Linked DNA regions of Homo sapiens: regions 1 and 2 are each linked to region 3. The links are chromatin loops, found by intact Hi-C in ENCODE. Cell type or tissue: MCF 10A. All regions are shown on one strand.

The links. A loop is a pair of places that touch in the nucleus more often than their neighbours do. Peaks named below come from ENCODE experiments on the same cell type or tissue, not always from the same donor. Only the 100,000 strongest peaks of a DNase experiment are listed, where the experiment ranks them.
Region 1: a loop joins it to region 3, with 2.0 times the contacts of the local background. A loop is called at or near these places in 15 of 110 quality-filtered maps.
Region 2: a loop joins it to region 3, with 16 times the contacts of the local background. A loop is called at or near these places in 60 of 110 quality-filtered maps.

Annotation. Positions count from the first base shown.
Region 1 is chr14:58,810,310-58,818,309 of GRCh38, reverse strand. No RefSeq gene overlaps it. Among named protein-coding and RNA genes, the nearest start is that of LINC01500, 14 kb to the left of the region's middle. In MCF 10A, no CTCF peak of the experiment used is centred here; no DNase peak of the experiment used is centred here.
Region 2 is chr14:58,497,920-58,505,919 of GRCh38, reverse strand. It overlaps KIAA0586, which reads right to left. Exons shown (of 31, transcript NM_001329943.3): 27 at 6,960-7,137. Among named protein-coding and RNA genes, the nearest start is that of KIAA0586, 74 kb to the right of the region's middle. RefSeq lists a silencer at 4,375-4,669. In MCF 10A, a CTCF peak has its summit at 4,526 (motif pointing left); no DNase peak of the experiment used is centred here.
Region 3 is chr14:58,635,887-58,643,886 of GRCh38, reverse strand. It overlaps DACT1 (dishevelled binding antagonist of beta catenin 1), which reads right to left and starts at 5,925. Exons shown (of 4, transcript NM_001079520.2): 1 at 5,340-5,925; 2 at 3,019-3,151; 3 at 2,140-2,295. The coding sequence starts at 5,684. RefSeq lists a silencer at 5,425-6,134. In MCF 10A, a CTCF peak has its summit at 3,814 (motif pointing left); a DNase peak (open chromatin) is centred at 3,776.

The DNA of each region.
Region 1 (8,000 bases), 170 kb before region 3:
ACAGAAGGCAGGCCCTAAATTCATGGCATTGAATAAGAGGAAAGAATTCAATGAATCAACTCCTTCTTTACAATGCTACAGACCACCATCCCAAGTTGGAAGAACCCATCCTGAGAGTTCTGAAAATTGTGGTTTTGGGGGTGAAGGTAGCAGGAGCTGAGAGCTGTCTTAGAAAAGAACTTAAACAACATTGAAGTGAGTGGAGATCAATGCCTTGAAAATCCTTTAGAATGAAATTCTGCCATCTTGTTATGATTTCTTAAATTATACATTCTCAGACAGTGAATATCCAAGATGTGGCCAGAGCTATTTAGAAACACTTCAGAGCATGTGAGCATAATTTCATACTACATTATAAGGAATTCTTACAAAATTACATGATTCATCTTCTGAACTCAAAGCCATTTTAAAACAGGAAAAGTGCTCTGAAACTGTAAAGCCCGATTATTTGGCTTTCTTGTAACAAAGGCTTCTGAAATTAAGAATATGCTTTAAGACTACATTCATTGGCCAAAATAGATAGTTTGCAATTTAAACAAGAGGAGTTTTGTCTCAAATGGCTGACTTGGCTAAGCATAACATTCTTTTCATCACTTTCTTTTCTACCCAGTGTTTTTCTATCTTAAGGACATTAATGTCTCCTAAATTTTCCTTCAGGTTTTCTTCCCAGGGAATCTACTTAAGAAATGTTAAATCCCAAAAGCTATTTCTTGAAAATAAACTTTTTTTTTTTTTTTTTTGAGACAGAGTCTTGCTCTGTCGCCCAGGCTGGAGTGCAGTGGCGCGATCTTGGCTCCTTGCAACCTCCACCTCCCAGGTTCAAGCGATTCCCCTGCCTCAGCCTCCTGAGTAACTGGGACTACAGGTGCAAGCTGCCACCATGCCCAGCTAAATTTTTAAAATATTTTAGTAGAGACAGGGTTTCACCATGTTGGCCGGGATGGTCTAGATCTCCTGACCTCGTGATCCGCCCGCCTTGGCCTCTCAAAGTGCTGAGATTACAGGCGTGAGCCACTGCGCCCCACCGAAAACAAACTTTTTTATTAGAAAACAGGCTATTGGAAAGCTGGTCCAATTTTAGACTTCATCTGTGTTATAAGGAAAAACTATTCTTATTCCTGCTTTAAGCTAAGATCAGGATGCAGCATTCACCTGGGAAATCCAGAAGCCCTCCTTAAGGAAATTAGCTCAGCCCTCCTGGCCAAGGACTCACAATACATGGAGGAAAGAACTAAGTATCCAAGATGGACCACATGTGTCAGACAAGGGCAAAGGTATATTATCCATTAATTCAGGAATATTCCAGTGGCACTCGGACTGCCCCAGGGATTGCCATCCTGTTTGGCTGAGCTCTGCAGTTCCAGAGGCATAGCAGGCCTCTGCTGGTGGCCCCTTGGCAGACAGGGCAGAGTGCTGTGGCCCCAAGTTGCTCTGGGCACTACGGTTCTCCTGCGGGGGAGGGGGCTCGCCGCCTCTGTGTTACACTTTGCTGGATGGGTCCCTAAACAGTATGTCACTGAGCCCTAATTTGTCACAGAACATAATGGCATGATTTTTACTTGCAGCTCTCTCTCTCCTCCAGGCCCAAACATGCTTCCAGGAGCTAAGCTATGATTCCAGTCTCATAACAGCCCTAGGGCTAGACTCAGTCTTTCTCTTTCCCTCTGACAAGTAAGGCTTTGATAGAAAAGTCCTTGCTCCCTAGGGGTATTTCTCACAAGATCTCCTTAGCCCCTGCAAACAGACAGGGCAACCCATTGCTGTGAATACAAGTAAGCCTCAGCTGAGGTCCTCACTACAGTAGGCGGCTACTCAAACATTCCCTTGGAGGTGATCTGACATTACCTATGAAATAAAATCATCTTAATTGGAGCAACAAACATGTCTCACGTGATAAAGAACAAAGAGATTTTGATTCAGGAGACAGAAGACCACCAGAGCAAGCAAATAGGGGAAGGCAAGGAGAACAGAAAAGGAAAAACCCAAAGAGGAAATATGGGGCAATGGGCTTGTGCTAGCACAGGGCTTCCCAGTGATGTAGCTGGCAAGGGTCAGAAGCAGCTTTTCATTCCTCGCAATGATACATTGATCACCACCAGTTAGACCAAGACCCAGCCTCCACTCCAAAGCACTTTGCACGAAGTGTGCATAAATGCTCTGTGACCTGCTTGTGACTGTAATCTAGGAAAGCCAGGAGAGGAGTAATGACAGGGTAAAGAAAATTCATTATGCTATTTACCCCCTCAGGCTCAAAGCTCCGGCTATTGGATTTCGCTGATCATAACAGGCTGTTGTGCGGTGTTGGGGATGGCTGCAGCCTGCCAACATTTGGACGTTTCTGTGGGTTTAATTATTCTCTAGTAATAACTTCTCCCTATTTCTATGAAGAACAGATGAGCAGCAATACTAGCCCAGGGTCCTGTGTACTATGCAGGAGACAGATACAGCTTTTTGCAAACACAGTTTATGAATGTCATATCTACATTTTGATGTACTCACTGTAAAGTTGTAATACCAATAATAACGGTCTTTCCATTACAGATATTTAAATAAATTCTTTCCATGTGAAGCAGAAGTAATTATTATCAATATTTGGGTGAACCAGAATGCTGGTGACAGCTCCAACAGCTGCATTCAGCCTTGGCTCAGTAACAAAACACAGAAAGTTCCCCAGTGAGAAACAAGGCAGGGTTTGATAAATTCCATTCAGCTCTTCAGTTACAGATTATTAAAAGATGAATTATAAAATTGGCACAATAATAGCCATGCACATTCTTTCTGGCCAGCATCATCCCCAAGGCTCTGATAATCACAGTGGAATCTTTAAATCAGAGGACAATTCAGGTCTAACTCAAACAGACAGTGTTTGTAAAGCTGCCATGCACCATTAGCACATGTACTTCCCTAAGCAATTGTTCGATTACTTATCACAGACAGCCACATGCGGTTGCTGATGGGACAAAGATAGCACAAGATGGCATAAGGGTCTGAGCATCACCTTTTTCTGGTCCATGGGACAGGACTCAGGAGATGGAGGCAGGCAGACAATGCTTTCAACATTTTTAAGCAGAGGCCTTGGACTGAGGACAGTGTCCTGCATGCTTTCCTCACCAGACAAAGGGTTTTGGCAGTATGTTCTTGTGGATTCTAAGTGGAATTCAGCAAAATATATGTAATCTATTAGGACACTGAGTATTTCCAGTACAATATACTAAATATCTGTTCCCTTTCAGATTGCCTGTATTAGAGTTCTCTGCAGAAACGAAACCAATCATATCTAATGTTATATGTATATATATCACACATACATATAGAACATATACATATATGTTCATATATATCATATACATATATTTAGAAAGAAAAAGAGAGACAAGTATATTTGTTTTAAGGAATTGTCTCATGAAATTCTGGGGGCTGGCAAGTCCAAAATCTGCAGAGCAGTCTGGTAGGCTAGCAATTCAATAAGAGTAGATGTTGTGGTCTGGAGTCTGAAATCTGCAGGCCAGGCCAGCGGTGAGGAGACTCACGCAGGGTTTCCGTAGGAGAACAATATAAAGATAGGTTCTCTTACCATCAGCCATAAAGTCCCAAAGTCTGGGCTGAGAAGTTGGACTGTGGTTTATTGGACATATCTGTAATAACTGGCCTTCAAAATTCAAAGAGAATTTCTGTCTGACCTCAGTTGTGACTATTTCCAAGTTGAGAAGCTGTGGTCTGAAAAAGTTAACTGGAGAGGTTGACTGTACTTTTTATAGAGAAAAAAAAGTTACCACATCCTAGAAAAATCTCCCCTTTTTTTCACCTAAAATGGTAAAGAGAACAAGAACAGAATTTTGATAAACACACAAAAAAATTATTGTAAGAGTCTTTGCACTCAAATCCTGGTTTGTTGCTATCACTGAAGAATAAGGATAGTATCCTTCTTATTCTCCACTTTATCCCAGTTCCTAGCAGAATCTTTGGCACATAGTAAATGCTCAATAAATATTTATTAAAAGAATGGGCTCCACAGATTGAAGGCATGGATAACATTTTAGTATATTCATCTAAAATTTAGGAAAATGAAATTCATTCCATTTGTCAATTACAGTTTAAGGAGATTATCTAGCAGGAGGCAGCTTTCTTGAAATAAGATTCCAGACAGAAATCCATCTGTCAACTAATGATACAGATATTAAGAACTAAGAAGTCTCTAAAAAAATTGCTAAGTCCAACCTCCTGCCTGTGTATCGAAGCAGCTGAAGTGCCATTATCTGCTTACACTGCAGGACAAGAGTCCTTCATCTCCTTCTGTTCTCCACCTTCAGAATCTGTTAGGAAAGCAGATCTTCTCACCATGAAGCAAACAGGCCCTCATACTGTTTAGACAATAAGACGTCCTGCTGGTCAAATTCTTCCCCCAGCATTCAAAATGTTTCTAGACATATACACTACTTTCTTGATGCAAGTCCATAGTTCATGTAATGCAAACAGTGGAGTTAAAATAAACAAAGTACAGTTGAAAACTCAATCACTTGAATAATCATTCTTTTTAAATTCTTAATAATTAGACCAGAATTGAGCTGAGGCTTATATCTTTAACATCTATGGCAAAAGAAGCTGTTTAAGCAAATATCTATTATAAATAAGCATATGTATTATATTAAGGTTATAACAGGCCATATTAATCCTACTTGTGAGAACTAAATTTTTAAATACTTTTATAGTGATTAGTGGTTATTTGCACATAAAAGGATTTAGGCTTTTAAAAAATGAGTCATGTATTTATTAAAGCATAACTAACTCAATTTCTTCATCAATGCTTCGTTGTATTCTTCTAATGTTGTTTCCTTTAATGATGTACTAAAAAAAAAAAAAAAAAAAAGCTGGCTGGGTGCAGTGGCTTACTCTGTAATCCCAACACTTTGGGAGGCTGAGGCAGGCAGATCACAAGGTTAGGAGCTCGAGACCCTCCTGGCCAACATGGTGAAAGCCTGTCTCTACTAAAATACAAAAAATTAGCCGGGCGTGATGGGGCGCGCCTGTAGTCCCAGCTACTCGGGAGGCTGAGGCAGGGGAATCGCTTGAACCCTGGAGGCGGAGATTGCAGTGAGCCAAGATCGCGCCACTGCACACTGCACTCCAGCCTGGTGACAGAGTGAGAGTCCATCTCAAAAAAAAAAGCTAATGTAGTTAGTTTTAAAATATTCTATGATATTTCACTTTTATAGTAGTTTAACTTCATCTAAATTTGTGAGGTTTTGGAAATGTTGAAGAAAATGAACACAAACAATACCTCATAAATTAAAAATATGAGATCTAAAAAAAAAAATGTTGCCTCTAGCCCAAGGAAAAAAAAGAAAAATAGAATGCTTCCTCTACCAAAACATACAACCCTTCACAAGCATCTATTCATGTCCTTGTCCTTTAATGTGACCAACACTTCAGGGTGGAAATAGTTGACTGAGTGACACAATGGAGAGAAGGCAAAATAAAGAAAGTGTTTGGGTTTTTTGCTTATTATCGGTATTCTGACATTTGTCTAGTTTGTCAGCTGTTCACTTTATGGGATTTAAATCATAAATTACAAAATCATAGAAAAGAAAACATGAGCCAGACTGTGTCTCTGTCAGCAGGGACAGATGGGTTTCTATCTTGGTCTTAGATTCCCTAGAAAATATTTCCTATCATGTTATATAACACTTATTTTACATATACTTATTACACTTCTTCCCTGCAGAAACTCAAACTTCTACTACACTTCCAAAAATGTTTTTCTTTTTTGTAAGTTACACAGAAGACATCTGATCAGCCACCTCCAGAGTGACTCATTTCTAAATTCACACTCTCAATAAGTGTTTATTATGTCACCTGCTATCTGCCAAGCACTGAAGCATAGAAAGAAAATAAGGCAGCCCCCAGCCTAAGAAACTTACCTGTGAAGGAAACAGGCCTATAACAAATCAAGTGAATGCCACTTTATCAGGCATACAACAGAGGTGGCTACAAAGGAGGACCAGCCAACTCTCTCTGGGCACTGAGGAAGGCCATCTGGAAAAAAACGACAGCTCATCTGGCTCTCTGAAAGATGAGGAGATATTCTCTGAAGCGGATAGGAGAGAAAGGCATTCCAGACAAGAATGGCCTTGTGGAAGCATGGGGAGGAGAAAACAGTGTGAAAATGATGAGTTAGGTCATTATCATCAGCAAACAGTAGCATGAAGAAAGGGTAAATGCTGGAAAGGCAAACTGAAAACAAATCATGAAGGATGTTTTTTGCCCAGAATAATCCTGATTCTTACTGTTCAGGCCAATGGCTTTTAATAGAGAAAAATTGCTTTAAAAAGCTTCAATAGATAAAAACTATGCCCCTTCTTCCTAGAAAACATACATTTTACATAAAATATCCTCCCCAAACACACTCTCAGGCCTTCAGCCTCTCCACTACCCAAACACACTATCCTTTGTTACTTCATGTTCCTTGCATGTCCATCTGGAGCAGGATCCCCAAAGATTGGGACCCCCATTCAAACCTTGAAACAGAAAATTGAATATGAGCTGGAGAGTCCCAAGAGATTGGCTTCATAGCTCAGACTCCACTTTGTCCTCTTCTCCAGTCCAACTTCCCAGTGCAATCTGTTTTTCCCACATTTCCCTTTTGCTTCCTACAGCTATGACATGGAGAAGCCTTCAAATTTTGAAAGAACTTTTTCTTTGAAACCTGTTCTTCCTCCTTTCTTTCCAACTTTAGTTAGTAACGATCGCTACCACCAATGTTTGTGGTGTGTTGCAGAGTGTGATTGCTAACTTAAATATAACTAGTGGCCCATGACATTTTATCCAATTATCTCAGCCCATGATAGAAATTTAAACAGATACTTGTGTTCTCCTGAGGGAGTAACAAATCCTTGACATCCATATGCAAGTTAAAAAGTAGATATTCTCCATGGTTCTTGCCCCTGCTCAGCCTTATGCTGCTTCAAACATATCAAAGAAATCTCAAGAAAATGTGCTAGCTGAAGCCCTGAAGGCAGATAAGGCAAACTCATTCTTGGATTAAGTGTGGATATCTGTCAAAATAAACACTGCCCCTTCAGCGTACGAAAAGTCCATGTGCTACCAAGAGACTGGTTGCTCTTCTCAAGTGATAGTCTCTGTTTCTGGCAGTTGAACATGTGCTGTGGCAGTGTAGATCTGCTGTGGAAGTGGGAGTTCTTAATGTTAAGCTCATGCATAACCTCATCTCTACCACCGTGATGGCTCTATTCACCAGCCTTAGTCTTTAGTTCTTAAAAACTAATGTTCTTAGTGCTGAGATTGAGAAGCCCTGGGTCAGAGTAATACACTTGGCCTCTCATTTCCACAACTGTATAATAGGGTCTTTTAGTTTGTACATGTTGAGTGCTGTAAGTGCAATAACGTCCCTGTCCCCATGAAGGCTACACTCTTTAATGGGAGTAATAATATCATCTATTTCAGAGGGTTATGGAGCTTATAGGAGTTAATAAATGTTAGGCATTTATGCTGTGTACTTTCAAACAGTATATAGCATACAGTAAGGCACAATATAATTTAAGTTGTTCTTCTGAAGCAATTATGACAGCACCTATCACATAGTATATGCTCATTAAAATGCAATTGATATGACTATTAAACATAGATGAGTCAATATTAGTCAAAAGTTTGCTCCCTGAGTACCATTCATCTCCTGTGCCTGCTGTTTGTTCTCAACTTCCACTGAGGGCCTAGAGGTGTTCCATGGCTTCTGTCAGTTCACAGGGATGAGAAATCAGATCGAAAAATCAACTCAAGATGGATTAAAGACTTAACTGTAAGACCTGAAACTATAAAAATACTAGAAGAAAACCTAGGGAAAATTCTTCCAGACATTGGTCTAGGCAAAGAATTCATGACTAAAGCCTCAAAAGCATAGGCAACAAAAATTAAAATAGAAAGTTGAGGCTTACTTAAGCTAAAAAGCTTCTGCACAGCCAAAGAAATAATCAACAGAGTGAACA
Region 2 (8,000 bases), 140 kb after region 3:
AATATCTACATATAAATTTTTAAATTATATGGCAAAAAGATCATCAACAATGTCAATGAGCAAAATATAAATTTGGATAAAGATATTTACAATACAAATAGTAGAAAACATCTAAACTATAGAAACAGCTTTAAAACTAACAAGAAAAACTGAGAACCTCCCAGATGGGAAAAGAACTTTATAGGAGCACATACAAATGGCCAACAAACATATGAATGAAAAGACATATAAACTCACCAGGAGTCAGAAACATATCTTCATATTTCTACTGAGGTATGTAAAAAAACTAATCAACACAATTTCAGGAGGGGATGTAAGGAAAGGGCACTAATAAATTGCCGATAAAAATAAATTGGTTTAAACTTTCAAGAAAGCAACTTGGCATTATCTATTTCTAAACTAAAGATACATTTGCTCGTGTATAGAAGAGCTTCCCAGGAGTACATACACTGGAGTAAGGAGGAGTATATAAAACACAACAATCTGGTAGGATGTGTGTGTGGATACTTACTCTAGCATTGTTTATAGTGCAGGGACATGTTAATAAACATCCATCAATAGAGAAACAACTAAATAAATTATTGGAAATCAACACTATGAAGTTTTACGTAATCATTAAAATGAATAAATTTAAGTAATACCGGTTGACCTGGAATAATCTAAGGGTTTACTGGGTAAAACACAAAATGCAGGCAAGTGTGCAAGATATGATCTTAAGTTGTAAAATAATGGCAATCACACATACCATATATATTGTACATGCATGTGTGCATATAATTATATGTGTGAGGTAAAAAACAGGAAGGTTATATGCCAGAATCTTAACATGGGTTACTTGGGATAAGGCATACATGGGACAGGAAAAAAGTGGTGGTGGGGAGCACTCAAAAAGTGCGTAATAGCTTTCACATAATACACCATCCTATAATTTAACAGATATTTACTATGTTCTGTATACTATATAACCTGCTAGGTGACAGGGATATGAGAGTACACAAGATAAAGTCCGTACCCTCACATGAGATTAATATCAGTGTGATAAGAGCAACATTAGGCAGGTGACATTAGAGAATTATAGAGAGTACACATGACAGGTATTTAACCCAGTGATAAGGGTCAGGAAAGGATTCCCTGACAGCAATCATAACAGTGCTGAATTTGCTGTGTCTTCTAACAAGCAGGCTCATTGAGTGTGGGTGTCTTACCTGTATAATGCAAGTTAGACCTTTAAAAGAGGGATATTTAAAATATTATTTCATTCAAGTCAAATTTAATTTAATTAATCATAACTAGAAATCCCTAATTTTACTTTCCTAGAATTTTGTTATAGTGGAAAGCAACCATGGCAGACTTTTAGAGAAGACTAAGTTTGCCTAAAATTGCCAGTCCAGCAAGAGTTTTTGGTCCGGCATATCTAATGGATTTTTTTCATTTGTATGAAAGTCAAAGGCATCACAAATTCAGTATGTATAAACCCCATTCAATCTCTTTCCTCCTAATTCTGTCCTTCCTCCATATTCGCTCTCTCTCAGTGACTGAGATGACCATCTATCCAATAATTCTAGACAGAAACCTAGGGATTTCTTAGACTTTCTGCTTCTTTTGTACTGCTCACATTCAAATGAATTCCTGTCCATCTCCTTAATTCTCTCTCAAATCTCCCTTTTTATATATCCTCATTACTGAATAATGTCTCATCAGGTCAACTTTAATGGTTGTCTAATCAGGCTCCTTGCCTCCAGTCTTAACTCTTCCAATCTATCCATCACATTGCATCTCAGATGATCTTGCTAAATAAAAGGTAAATATGATCACATCACTCATTTACTTACAATCTTTAACAGACTGATGAATATCACACAACATTCAGAACTGACAGAAACTTAAGGCTGAATTGTTCATGGGAATAAGTATAAAGTAAAAAGTAAGACTGTTATTATTTCCCATTTTGTATACAAAGCGATCCTTACTGTACTCCTTAATAGATAATCCAGGGCTTTTCATGACCTGGTTTCTGCTCCCTGCTGCAATTTCACTGCATCTTAAGCTCTAATTCTTTGACAAAAACACTGCATTTCCACGATTAACCCTTGCTTTTTTTTTTTTTTTGCCTTTGTCCCCTGTCTCATTGCATATTCTGTCTGAAAGGTCCCTCCTCACTCACCACATGGCAAGCATTTATTCATCTTTGAGGAGTCACTTCAAGCAAGACTTCCCTCATCTATGAAGTCTTTCCTGAATCCCTTCAACTACAATTGACCTGTACCTCCATCCTATACGGGCTTCTTCACAATAACTACAGTAATTTATTGCATGTTTTTGCTTTCTTATCTACTATGTCTACTAGAGAAAAAAAATCATTGTGAACAGGGCCTTACCAAGTTTCATATTCCTAGCACCTAGCACATGCTCAGCACATAGCAGGCACTCAAAAATATCTTCTGAATAAGTAAATGAACAAACTGGAATATTCTTATCATAATTTACCATCTGGCTAATTCCCTTAAGATTCAATTTCACATTGGATCTTGCAGAAAACCTTTTCTAAGCCCTCACAAATGAGTTAAGTTCCTCCTCTGCACTCCCACAGCCGTCTGTGTTGTACTAGTCACACAATATTATAATTGTTATTTATTTCTCCCACACTAGTTAGTAAATATCTTGAGAGCAGATATCTATCATCTTTGAATCTTGAGTGCTTAATGTAGTACTTACATAGTTCTAGGTATACAGTGGGTATTCAATACAGGTTTTTTGAGTAAATAAAAAGCTGTAGTTGGTAGTATATCCCAGGGTCCACAAATAATTCACTCAAATTACAGCTTACATTTTAGGTTTCCCAAGACAACTCCTCAAAGCCAATTTTGCAACTTTCAGTTACTCAACCCAACCTGAGAGCCTCAGGAATGGAGACAGTGATAGAGGACTACAGAAAATAGGACACTTCCTGAAAATTAGCAGGGGTGGGGAGGGGCAAAGTAAGAAGAGATGACCCTCTGTAAGCAAAGTTATTAAAAATCAAGACGAAAAGCAATACCAATCACTAGCATATATAGTTGATTCTCATCTATGGACCACAGTTATAGTCTGTGGTCACCAGGAGAAAATCTTGAAACAAGAGGAACAAATTAGTTTTCTATAGGCAAAGTCCTTTTAGTCAACTGTTGATAGTTTCTGATTCTATTAAGTACATATAAGATAGTACTTTTCATACTCCAAGCATTATTAAAGAGAACAACACCATGTGCCAAGCACTGAGCTTAGTACTTTACATGCATTGTCAAATACATGTACCTAATAACCATAATGAGATAGACACTATTACCTCCAAGATAGCCCCCAGTGATCCCTGCCCTCCTGGTATCTACACCTTTTAAAAGTCACCTCTTAAGTTGTTCCATGATTGGTCTGTGTTATCAATGGAATATGACAGAAGTGATGGCATGTCACTTTGGAGATTAGGTTATAAAAGACATTATCAGCTGGGCGCAGTGGCTCACACGTGTAATCCCAGCACTTTGGGAGGCTGTGGCGGGTGGATCACTTGAGGTCAGAAGTTTGAGACCTGCCTGGCCAACATGGCAAAACCCCGTCTCTACAAAAACATACAAAAATCAGCCAGGCGAGGTGGCGGCGTGCATCTGTAGTCCCAGCTACTCAGGAGGCTGAGGTAGGAGAATCACTTGAACCCAGGAGGCAGAGGTTGCAGTGAGCTGAGATCGCACCACTGCACTCCAGCCTGGGCAACAGAGCGAGACTCTGTCTCAAAAGAAAAGAAAAAAAAAAAGACATTATGGTTTCCATCTTGATTGCTTACTTTCTCTTGGGAGATGTCTGCTACCACATCATTCACGGCCCTATGGACTGGTTAACATGGTGAGGAAGTGAAGCCTCTTGCTAAATCCATGTGAGTGAACTTGGAAAGTGGATCCTTCAACCCTAGTCAAGCCTTCAGATGACCTCAGTCCAAGCCATCACCTTGACTGCCACATCAGGAGAGATCCTGAAAACCACCCAGGTAAGCCACTACCGGATTTGTGACTTTCAGAGTTCTGTGAAATAATAAATGTTTGCTGCCTTCAGCTGTTAAATGTGGGGTAATTTCGTACATAGCAATATTATCCCCACTTGACACATAAAGAAATTTGGGTTCAGGAACATTAAGTTATTTGACCAAAGATACATAGAGCTGGAATTCAAACCCATTTCTGAAACTCTCAAAGCCTAAACTCTTAGCTATTCTGCTATACTGCCTTACATATGTGTTCAATCTTATGTTATACCATATTACTTATTTTTTCCAATTAAATACCTACAATGTACCTAAGATTAAAAATGCACTGTACTATAGGTAATCTGCTAGGGTTACCAGATATTTAAAAAGGACTGAAGAGGCTATCTCCTCAGGGAGTTTATTCTGTAACATTTCAACTAAGTACCTAGTTGCTCTCAGATACCTAGTAGCTCTTAAGTACCTAGCAGTTCAAGTGATCTGCGAGAGCCACCTAGTGTTAACTCTGTTTAACTGCATTCTGCAAATTTAGCTGGACATAAATGTAAGTCACATTTCATGCCATTTGAATCCTACAAATTTTAAAGAATGTAAAACATTTAATACTCTCATTATGTGTACAAAATGAGAAATAAGGCCAATCTTTACATTTATTCACATGGGAAATTCAGTCTCGGAATTCTCCCAATTCTGAATGATACAAGGTGTTCACTCAATATGAAACTAAATACTTCAGGCTTTTCCTTTTCTGATTTCTGGCAAATCTGCATGCCTCCAGAAGTTTCTTTTCACTTAAGAGAAAGAAACAATGGGCATTTAAAAATCAATAATAAGAATATAGCAGATCCTCATTTATTTGTAAATTACATATTTGCAAATTTATCTACTCGCTAAAACGTATTTATAACCCCCCAAATCAATACTTGCAGCACCTTTGTGGTCATTTGTGGACATGTACAGAGTGGTGAAAAACTTAAATTACCTAACATGCATTTTTCCAGTTGATGCTGAACAACGATACATTCCACCTTATTCCAGCTCTCATACTGTAAACAAGTGACCTTTTCACAGTATACGTAAAGCTGTTTTTCAGATTTCATCCCCTTTTTTTTGGTGATTTCACTGTTTAAAATGGCCCCTTAGTGCTGAAGTACTGTCTAGTGTTTCTTTTCTTTTTTTTTTTTTTGAGGCAGAGACTCGCTCTTGCTGCCCAGGCTGGAGTGCAGTGGCGTGATTTCGGCTCACTGCAACCTCTGCCCTCTGCCCTCTGAGCCTCCCGGGTTCAAGCAATTCTTCTGCCTCAGCTTCCCAAGTAGCTGAGATTACAGGCATCTGCCACTATGCCCGGCTAATTTTTGCATTTTTAGTAGAGATGAGGTTTCACCATGTTGGCCAGGCTGGTCTTAAACTCCTGACCTCAGGTGATCTGCCACCTTGGCCTCCCAAAGTGCTGGATTACAGGCGTGAGCCACTGCATCTGGCCTGTCTAGTGTTTCTAAGCACAAAAAGGCTCCGCTGTGTCTTATGGAGAAAATATACATGTTAGATAGGCTTCCTTCAGGCACAAGTTATACTGCTGGATAGTTCAATGGCTGTGAGTTCAATATTAATGAATCCAAAATATATATTAAATAAGACTTCTTTAAACAGAAACATAAATAAAACCAGATTATGTATTGATCAGTTGATAAAAATGTTATGACCAGAGGCTCACAGAAACCTAATCCTGTATTTCCCCTAGGAGTAATGGTTCAATACTTGTTAATATGTTTGTGGTGACCACAGAATATAACAATGGTCCATAGATGAGAGTCAACTATATATGCTAGTGATTGGTATTCTCTATTCTATCCTTATTTCCAGTGTGTCACAACAGAAAGTTTATTTAAATTCTAAAATAGTCCTGAATGCAGAGTGCTACTGAAATTCATATAGCATAAAGAATAAATGTCTACAGTATTATCTAATTTAACCTTGTCCTAAAGATCTGTTATGTCAATTTTCATGGATTCGTTATATTTTTCTAGTACATATTACAATAAATGCATCGGCTGGGCATGGTGGCTCATGCCTGTAATCCCAGCACTTTGGGAGGCCAAGGTGGGCAGATCACCTGAGGTCAGGAGTTCGAGACCAGCCTGGCCAACATAGTGAAACCCTGTCTCTAATAAAAATACAAAAATTAGCTGGGCATGGTGGCAGGCGCCTGTAATCCCAGCTACTCGGGAGGCTGAGGCAGGAGAATAGCTTGAACCCAGGAGGCAGGGGTTGCAGTGAGCCGAGATTGTGCCATTGCATTCCACCCTGGGCGACAAAGCAAGACTCCGTCTCCAAAAAAATAAAATAAAATAAAATAGGCTAGGCGCGGTGGCTCACACCTGTAATTCCAGCACTTTGGGAGGCCATGGAGGGCGGATCACGAGGTCAGGAGATCGAGACCATCCTGACTAACATGGTGAAACCCCATCTCTACTAAAAATACAAAAAATTAGCCAGGCGTGGTGGTGGGCTCCTGTAGTCCCAGCTGCTCGGGAGGCTGAGGCAGGAGAATGGGGTGAACTCGGGAGGCAGAGCTTGCAGTGGGCCGAGATTGTGTCACTGCACTCCAGCCTGAGTGACAGAGCAAGACTCCGTCTCTAAATAAATAAATAGAATGAAATAAAATAAAAGTATCACAGTTAAAAAGTTTTAAGTGTATGTATGTGTATTACCAAAATTAATTCACATACCACCCAAAGGTTCATGTACCAACACTGATATATGAATCACATTTGGGGAAACACTGCTATATATACTATAAAAAAAGTTATCACCAAACTTTCCAATTATTAAAATCCCTTTTAATAAAGAAATTTTGCAAGCCCCTATCTGAAAATAGGTATACTTTCCTCAACTCAGATTAGGGATACTACTATGACACATCAAGAAAAAATATTTTGGTGTCTACCTGAAACTGTGTCAAATTGCCGAGATAATGGTTTAGGATCACATTGTTGATCCAAAGACTGTGTATTAGTGACAGGTGGCTGCATATAGAGAGAATGTCCCATTAAGATGTTCTCTGCTGCCGCTGTTAGCTGGGGTCTTTGTCCTTCACTAAGTTCACCCACACTGTTTTCCAAGTCCTTTAAAAAGCAGAAACAATTGTTAAAACCATTATATTAAAATCAAGTCAAAACAGGAAATCTTTGCCAAATATCATGAACAATACCCTTTGACTCCTTGGAAGGTATTTTACAAACTGCCTTCTATGCCACATATACATTACATGCAAGAAAAGTTCAAGAAGTTAGTCTAATAAGCCTCGTGATAGGCTTTGTTTTCAATATAATAATTTCATATATTTTATGAAATTAACCAGTTTTTCAAGCACCAATTAAATAGCAATAAAATACATAAGAAAAATTATATTACAATTTAAAACACTCAATGGGGCCAGCACGGTGGCTCATGCCTATAATCCTAGCACTTTAGGAGGCCGAGGCAGGTGGATCACTTGAACTCAGGAGTTCAAGACCAGCCTAGGCAACATGGCGAAACCCTGTCTCGACAAAAAATACAAAAATTAGCTGGGCATCACAGCACACACCTGTAGTCCCATTTACTTAAGGGGCTGAGGCAGGAGGCTAGCTTGAACCCAGGAGGCAGAGGCTGCAGTGAGCGAGACTGCACGACTGTACTCCAGCATGGGTGATACAGTGAGACCCTGTGTCAAAAAAAACACAAAAAATCAGCTGGGCACGGTGGCTCATGCCTGTAATACCAGCACTTTGGGAGGCCGAGGCGGCGGATCACAAGGTCAGGAGATCAAGACCATCCAGGCCAACATGGTGAAACCCCGTCTGTACTAAAAATACAAAAAATTAGCTGGGCATGGTGGCAGGCACCTGTAGTCCCAGCTACTCGGGAGGCTGAGGCAGGAGAATGGTGTGAACCCGGGAGGTGGAGCTTGCAGTGAGCTGAGATTGCACCACTGCACTCCAGCCTG
Region 3 (8,000 bases):
CCCCAATAAAGAGCTTGTTCTAAAAGGAAACCTCTCTAGCTAACATCCTTCCCCATCCTTCCTCTCCCAGCAACGTAAGCCCTATCTTTGCCTTACTTAAAGCCACACTGACAAACACTTCACTATTCATCCCTTTTCCCTCTTTAGAGTTGAACAAAACAGATATCCTAGCCCCCAAGGCCTGGTGCAACTGTCTCAATTATGTGAGGAAGTGGCATTTGGAAGAGCACGGGTCTGTCTTGAAGGAAAACCTAAACCAAAGTGCCTTTAATGGGTTTATAAAGTTTCCCTCTGAAACCAGATCTGTGGAATGAAGGGGAGCAATTACCAATGAACTTGAGGCCCAGACCCTCTAGATAACACAGTTCTGTGCTTCCTCAAATGATTGCTGCTGACAACACACAGATATGAAGACACCAGCCAATTAGCTCCCTCAGCTGCTCAGTGTTGTTTGCCTTGCCTGGACTCAAAAATTCAGGCTTATACCCAAGTGGAGAACACAGACAAACCAGGAGTGTGATGACTTGTGCCCAGGACCCAGAGCAATTCTAATCTTCATATTTTCTCTACTCTTATAAGAATTCACAATGTAACAGGACTAAGGAAGGAGTCTTGAGTTCCAGCAGCAACCCTGCCATTCAGCAGATGGAGAACCTCTGACAATTAGCTTATAAGCCAAAATTCCTCTTCTGTTAGATGAGAAGGTTGAAAACAACAATTTCTGAATTCCCTTGGGATGATGAAAAACGTGGACCTGGCAGTTAGGCCTGAGCTTAACTTCTGCCTCTGCCACTCACCATCTATAGAGCCTTAAATAACATATGTAACCTTACTAGGACTCATTTTTTTAATACATAAAATGGAGCTAACAAGACCTGTACTGTGCACGACTATTGGGAGGATTCATTGGAGATAAATACATACAGAGCATCCAGTAGTGTGTGACACATACTGGAAATGCAGAAACTCTTCTAGTACAATAGCATGATTCCTTCTGGGGGTCATTGCAAAGATATCCCAAAATAAGGAATAATGGCATGTGGGCACCCACTTAAAAGAAAAAACAAGCTGCCATCATGCAGAACATTCTGGAGAACATGAAAGGGCCATTGCTCCCTGAAGTGCCAACCAGTTCTTGGCCAGGCTGATGGACATATTTAACTTAATGTGAGTGTTAGACTGATTGATTGATTGAGATGGAGCCTCACTCTGTTGCCCAGGCTGGAGTGCAGTGGCACAATCTCGGCTCACTGCAACCTCCGCCTCTGGGGTTCAAGTGATTCTATTGCCTCAGCCTCTCAAGTAGCTGGGATTACAGGCACATGCTGCCACACCCGGCCGATTTTTGTGTTTTTAGTAGAGACAGGGTTTCATCATGTTGCCCAGGCTGGTCTTTTGTTTTTTGTTTTTTTTTTCTCTCTGCCGCCCAGGCTGGAGTACAGTGGTCCAATCTCGGCTCACTATGACCTCTACCTCCTGGGTTCAAGCAATTCTCCCTCAGCCTCCCGAGTAGCTGGGACTATAGGCATGTGCCACCATGCCCGGCTAATTTTTGTATTTTTAGTAGAGATGGGGTTTCACCATGTTGGCCAGGCTGGTCTTGAACTCCTGACCTCAAGTGATCCACCCACCTTGGCCTCCCAAAGTGCTAGGATTATAGTCATGAGCCACTGCACCGGGCCAACCCAGGCTGGTCTTGAACTCCTGACCTCAGGTGATCCAGCTGCCTAAGCCTCCCAAAGTGCTGGGATTACAGGTGTGAGCCACTGCACCTGGCTGAGTTTTAGCTTTACATAATTAAAAGAAGAAAACAGTTCCAAAATGAAAGAAAATACAGACAACCTAACAGCAAAGGCTCAGAAACAGAGCTCAAGACCTACAATATTGGGACAGGATTTCTAGAGATAAAGTGTCTTGCTGCTATCAAAATATATAACCAAGTAGCACCCAAAGGGTACTGGAATAGTTCTAGATACTCACCTAGATGAAACTGAGTTCTAGATGTAAGTATGGCACTAAATGCCGCAAAGTGATGAACCTTCATTTTTCCACCAGTGAAAGGTGCTGGAGCCAAATAACCTTTTAAGGGCCCTTGATGCCTTCCAATTAAAAATTTCTATCAGTGCTAAAAATTCTTACCTGCAGATTTGGGGCAACCATCTGAGAGACTCAAGGTCGCCTCCAAGGGGCTGCAAAAGCAGGTGCTGGAATGACAACTGGATAAACACTCACTGAACACCGAGTTAGAGGAATTGGAAAGGGATCCTGAAGCCCCATCACTCAGCTCATAAAACCCTACAAATAAAAACACCGTTGGAATTAACATCATGTCAAGAAATAATGCATATTCACGCTTAACAGGAAAATGAATAATCATTTAGGAAAAGGAGATTTTTTGTTTGTTTTTTGGCCAATTTTGATTCATTGGACTTTGGTGTCCTAATCTTATGGTCTTATTTCAAACAATCCTTAGGAAAAGGCAAAGAGCCCATAACTAGGGGTACATTTCAGAGTTACCCTCACCCTCAAATTGACCTTATTCCTTGACCCCGCCTTTGAACATGTCCAAGGAAAGAAACTTAGATCTGTCAAGCCTCATCTTTATCATGATTGTTTCAGAACAATAATAAGAGAAAAATCTAAGGAGCCCAAATGGTTTAAAAGAAAAAAAAAAAAAACTTTTGAAGTGGTCTCAGGAAGTTGAAGTGTGACTAATTTTCTAGCCCAGTTCTGACTTACTCAAGTTTCAAAGGAGGGCACCTCTTGCAGAAATTTGAATAGCTTTTATTTTTAAACTTGGGGGACTCCAATCACATTGATCTCATTACTAAAAATTTTGTTGTCTGAGTTTATTTCCCTCTTATTCCGATAAAACTGAATGGCAGACTTCTTTTTTGTTTATCCTCTCTGCACTGGAAACAAACTCCATTGCCATTTGCAGGTCTGGGAATGTTAACCACAAGGGGCTGAGATACAACTCAAGAGTGCAGAATTCTGTCCTTGTGCTCAATCACTCACCTGAGCTAGGCCGACTGTCTGTCTCCAGGTGCTCTTCAGATGTCTTTTCTACATCCAGTCTCAGGTCACTTATCTGCTTGTCAAGCTCTTGCAACTGATTCAACAAACCAGCATCTCTTCGCCTCAAACAGTTCTGATTAGGAAGAAACAAAGGAAACATGAACATACAGGGGTGACAAAAGAACCAGAAAGTCTACTCTAAGGATTCAAATTACCCATCTGAAGAGTTCACTAAACTTAGAAAACCAAAATTTTACTGGATGACCTGAAGTAACGAAAAACTTCGAGAATTCAAGAATATGTCCTATGTTTAATTCCACTTTCTCACATTTTGTGGTGATATAAAGTTTCTTCATAAAAACAAGACTTGTTTTTAGTTTCAACTAATATATACAAACTGACTTTTCATAGATAGGGACAAGAAAAATGGACTGAGACTTTAAATCATCTGGTGTATAACCAGTCTTTTAAAAAACAATACTTCACAGTAGACTCTTTAATTTGAAATGAGAGTAAGAGATTTCCTATAATACACTATAATCTTAGGTGAGATTTTCTGGCCAAATGTCTTGGCCTGCAGAGTTTTGTTTTCTATTAGTTGCTTTGTGGGGTTTAATCAGTCTTAGAGCCTTTGAAAGTGAGAAACTAATACTAATAGCCAGTGCCAAGTATAATGTGAGCTGGCAGAATCCAAAACCCTCATGGGAAGGCCCATCGAGATTTGAACGCCTCTGGGTTTCCAAAGGTGACAGATGGATTGTGCTAACTCACACTGCCACCTAGTGCTTCCTATTGCTGGAAAAACGGGAGAACTCAAAAAGCATCTGGTTCAAATCATGAATGCCAAGTCTACAAATGAAAATAGTACCATAAATACTGACTGGACTGGAATTCTCTTGACATACTGCTTTGCTCCCCTCAAGCGGACAATAGGAATGCGCCACTTACAATCTTGAGATTCATGCAGACAAAAAGGTGCAATTGCACAAAACAATAAAATGTAAAAGTCACCAGCCATAACCAGTGAGAACTGGCTCAAATGAATGTTACATAGGAATCTGGTCTGTGACCGAAGCAGCACAGTAAAATGCCAAAACAGAGATATTACACAAACCACAGTGTACATCCTTACAAAACACATGCATATGAATATCTACGCCTCTTGTCTTTTGACTTAAAAAGCTTGGAGACATAAATTGTATGTTTGTTTGCTACAATTAATTTCTTCAGGAAAAATGAACCTATCAAGTAAAAGCACTTTGGTGCTTAAAAACACACACACACACACAGAGAAAAGAAATGATCTGAAAAGAGATAATAGAAGAAAACACATGACAACTGCACAGCATCACCACTTTATTGTGGGAGGGCCACTACCTGGCATGTGTCTAGTTTAGATAGTATCACTTGGTCAGGTGAGGACGTTTGCTGTTTCCAAAACTACATTTTAAGGTCACTGAAAACAAAGCTGTCGCCATTATTCTGAGGCGGGGTCAAAAGCTGTTCATCAATACATTAAGCTACAAAGTTCTTTTTCTTCCCCATTAATGAAGACTGCATAGAAAGACTGAGACACTGACAGAAACCCAGTAAGATAAATGCTTACCGAGAGCAGGTTCTCTTTTCTCCCACCTCCACCACCAATCACAGCTGGCAGAACGTATAAAATATGAGAGGAGGGGACACAGTCTCCAGCCAAATTTCCATCATTTCCATCTAGTTTGAGCTGCCTTATACAAAGGGCTTCTATTTGAAATTAAGCACCAGCCTGGGTGAAAGCTGGCATGCTGGGGAGAGCTCTCGGAGAGGCACGGCTCCCTACAGGCGCTCCAGTGTAATCGTAAAACTCGGCCCTGGACAGTTAAGCACGCCACAAACCCCCTCCTTGGCTTTTGGCCCCTCTCGGCGGGAGGAGATAAAGTCAAGAAAACCTCCAAATAAAATGGTATTTTAAGTGGGAGTTTGCAAACCGCTGGGGAGAGGGCATATACTCATCTAACTAAGGAGACCGAACGTTAGAACTAGGCGACTCCAAGAATCCCGAAGGCAGAGGAGGAGGGAAGAGCGGCCACCCCCTTCCCGCAATCCGCGCGAGGTCGCCAGACACAAAGCGGGCACACGCCAGAAACGCGTGGGCGTCGGCAGCCCACACGCCGCGGGCACTCAGGAAGGGGATCAGGGAGGTATGGGGCGGTCGGGGGCGTCCCATAACAGCGAGCATCTCCCCAGCCAGAGTCAACCTCGCGCCCGCCCCAGGCCACCTGCCCGACCTCCAGCCCCTGGGCAGGAACAGCCGTGCTCCACCTTCGGGCACGACCTACCAATTGCTTTCTTAGCAGCAAGATGTTCTCCTCCAAGAACTTCTCCTCCAGGCGACTGCGCTGCGCCGCCTCCCCCAGTAGCTCCCCAGCGCGGGGCGCAGCGGCTCCCGCACCCCCGGCGCCGCGCAGGGCGCCCCTGACCAGCAGCTCTTGGCGCTGGCGCAGGTACTCCAGCTCCGCCAGCCCGGCCAGCGTGGCCTCCTGCCGCTCCCGGGTGCGCTGCCGCTCGGTGTCTGCCTCGCCCTTCTCCCGCCAGCGCCCCTCGGGCTCCGCCGTGCGCTGCTCGCCTCGGGCCGGCGCCGGAGGCTCCAGCTCCTTCGCCGTCCCGGCCGGACTCGGCTTCATGGCCCCCAGTCGGGCAGCGAGAGCCGTCACCGCAGCCGGGCCGCCCAGGCGGAGGAGCAGGGCGCTAGGGCTGCGGCCGCGGGTGGGCTCATGCCGCCCTGTGGCGGGGCGCGGCGCTGGCGGGGACGGTGGCTAGAAGCCCTCGAGTCCTGCGCGCGACCGCCGGCTGCTGCTGTCCCGGCCCGGGCAGCGCCGTCCGCTGTCGCCGCGCGTCCCTCGCCGCGGCCCGGCAGCTGATAACGCCCTGCCCGGCGCTACGTCACGCGCGGCGGCCCTGCAAACCCCCGCCTGGCGCCCGCCTCCCCGCGCCGGCCCCTCGGCTGCGACGCTTGCGCCCCCAGGCTTCCCCTCCTCTGTCAGGCGCGCCGCCCGGCCCCCAGAGCCGCCTCCTCCTCGCTCGGCCCTCCCCGCCCCTCCTCGCCCCTCCCCGCCTCCTCCCCCGCTCTCTTCGCGGGCCTCCTCGCCCCCTTTTCGGGTTTACTGCACCCGATTTTGCCCTCGCTCCTCATTGGCTCTTTCTCGTCGCCCAAAGCTCGGGGCGAGCGCCTGGAGCCCCAGCATCCTGTTACAGTCGGCCGCGCAGGCAGGGGCCGCGACGGGACGCGGCAGTTGGGCTCTCCGGAGAACTTTCTGAAACTCGACCAAGTTGCAGCACAGTCTTAACCCTTTCCCCACACGGCCACTCCTCATTTCCACTCACACCGAGTTAGGTTTCTTTCACTTCCCAAGCAAGGTATTGCAAGTGTATTCACAGACACTGTGGGGTTGGTTCCTTAACTCCACTTTGTAAAGGCAAGCAATACAGAGCACAATGCAGTGTTCTAAAACTTAAGTTTTGTTGTCGTTTTAATTTTTTAACGTCGGTCTTACGATGGACGGCATTTAAAATTAGGCAGGAGGATGTCGTTGTATAGCGAGAGGTTGCATCAATTCTTTTACAAGCCTACGATTTGAGTGCGCGCGCGTGCGCGCTTTGGTTTTTGTTTGAGCTTTTATTATTACTTAGTCTGCGTTTACAATAAGAGCTCTGACTCAGAAATCAGACTGTCTGGATTTGTATCCCAGTTTCACCCCTAAATAGCTGTGCGGGCAACTTACTCCCTTCTCTGTGTACGTTCCCCCCACTGTAAAAGGGAGCAGCTGCTATGGGAACCTGCTGTTGAAGAATTATAATAGTATGCAGCATATGCTATATATTGTGGGGGCTGTGCACTTACAACGTGGCTAGCACATAGATAGTAAAGGTGATATGAGTTGTAGCTTTTCTCCAGAGGGATTTATAAGTCTTCCCTCTTGAAGTATCATGTATTGGTCATCTCTGCTTGGAACACACTACTCCAGACCCCTATCCCACTGAAATTTCCGGTGGGATAGGGGTCTGAAAATTCCACTAGCTGGCTTATCTGTGGAAAAGTACCACATATATCTTTAAAAGCAGTACATCCAAGAACCTCGGAAATTCAATCCAGCAAGTCACAATTGCTGAAGTTCAGGCAAAGTGTTGTGTGAAAGAGTGCATCCTATATCATTATTTCAGACACTTGCACTTTTGCCCATCTGCTTACCCGTGCTAGGAATTCCTCTTCTTTCCTCCCCTCTCTGTGTGGTCTAACCACCCTTCCAACCTTTGAGCTCCAGTTAACTATATAAATATCTGATTCTGATCCCATGCTACCTGTATGGTTATTTATCTGGGTGTGCACACGCATATCTATCTACGTAGGTGTTTATGTGTATCTCTTCTCTCCATCTACATTATGAAAGCTTCCTGAAGGCAGGGACTGTTTTAATACCCTCTTAGTATCGCTGTATTCAGCACATTACCTTGCAAGCATTCACCTGACAATTGCTAGAGAGAGACTCGAGAATGTAGATTGGTTGTAAATTGTTTTTTCATTAGCATACTTTTAAACTTAATAGTACCCATTTAATCTCTACTACAAATAGAATTAAGTTGACATTTACCAAAAAACAAAAACAAAAGAACTCCCTTGCCACCTTTCACTTTCCTCCCCATTGCTGCCTCCCACAGACATGAAAGAACTACAAACTTGATTCATAATTAACAAGGTTGTATATTAGCTCTAAAAATGGAATTATGGTCAGGTGTTCATAAGCATACAAAATCGATTCTCTTCAGGTTATCTATTCTTTATGCCTGCTGTTGCCAAACACTACTTTATAATATAGGAACTAATTTTCCTCCCTAATTTTAGTAAGGCACGAAAGGATAGTGACTTATCCTGCTTGCCAAATGCCACTCACCCATGTCCTCTGTCATTGTTTCATTCTGCTCATTTCTAAACAAGCTTCTTG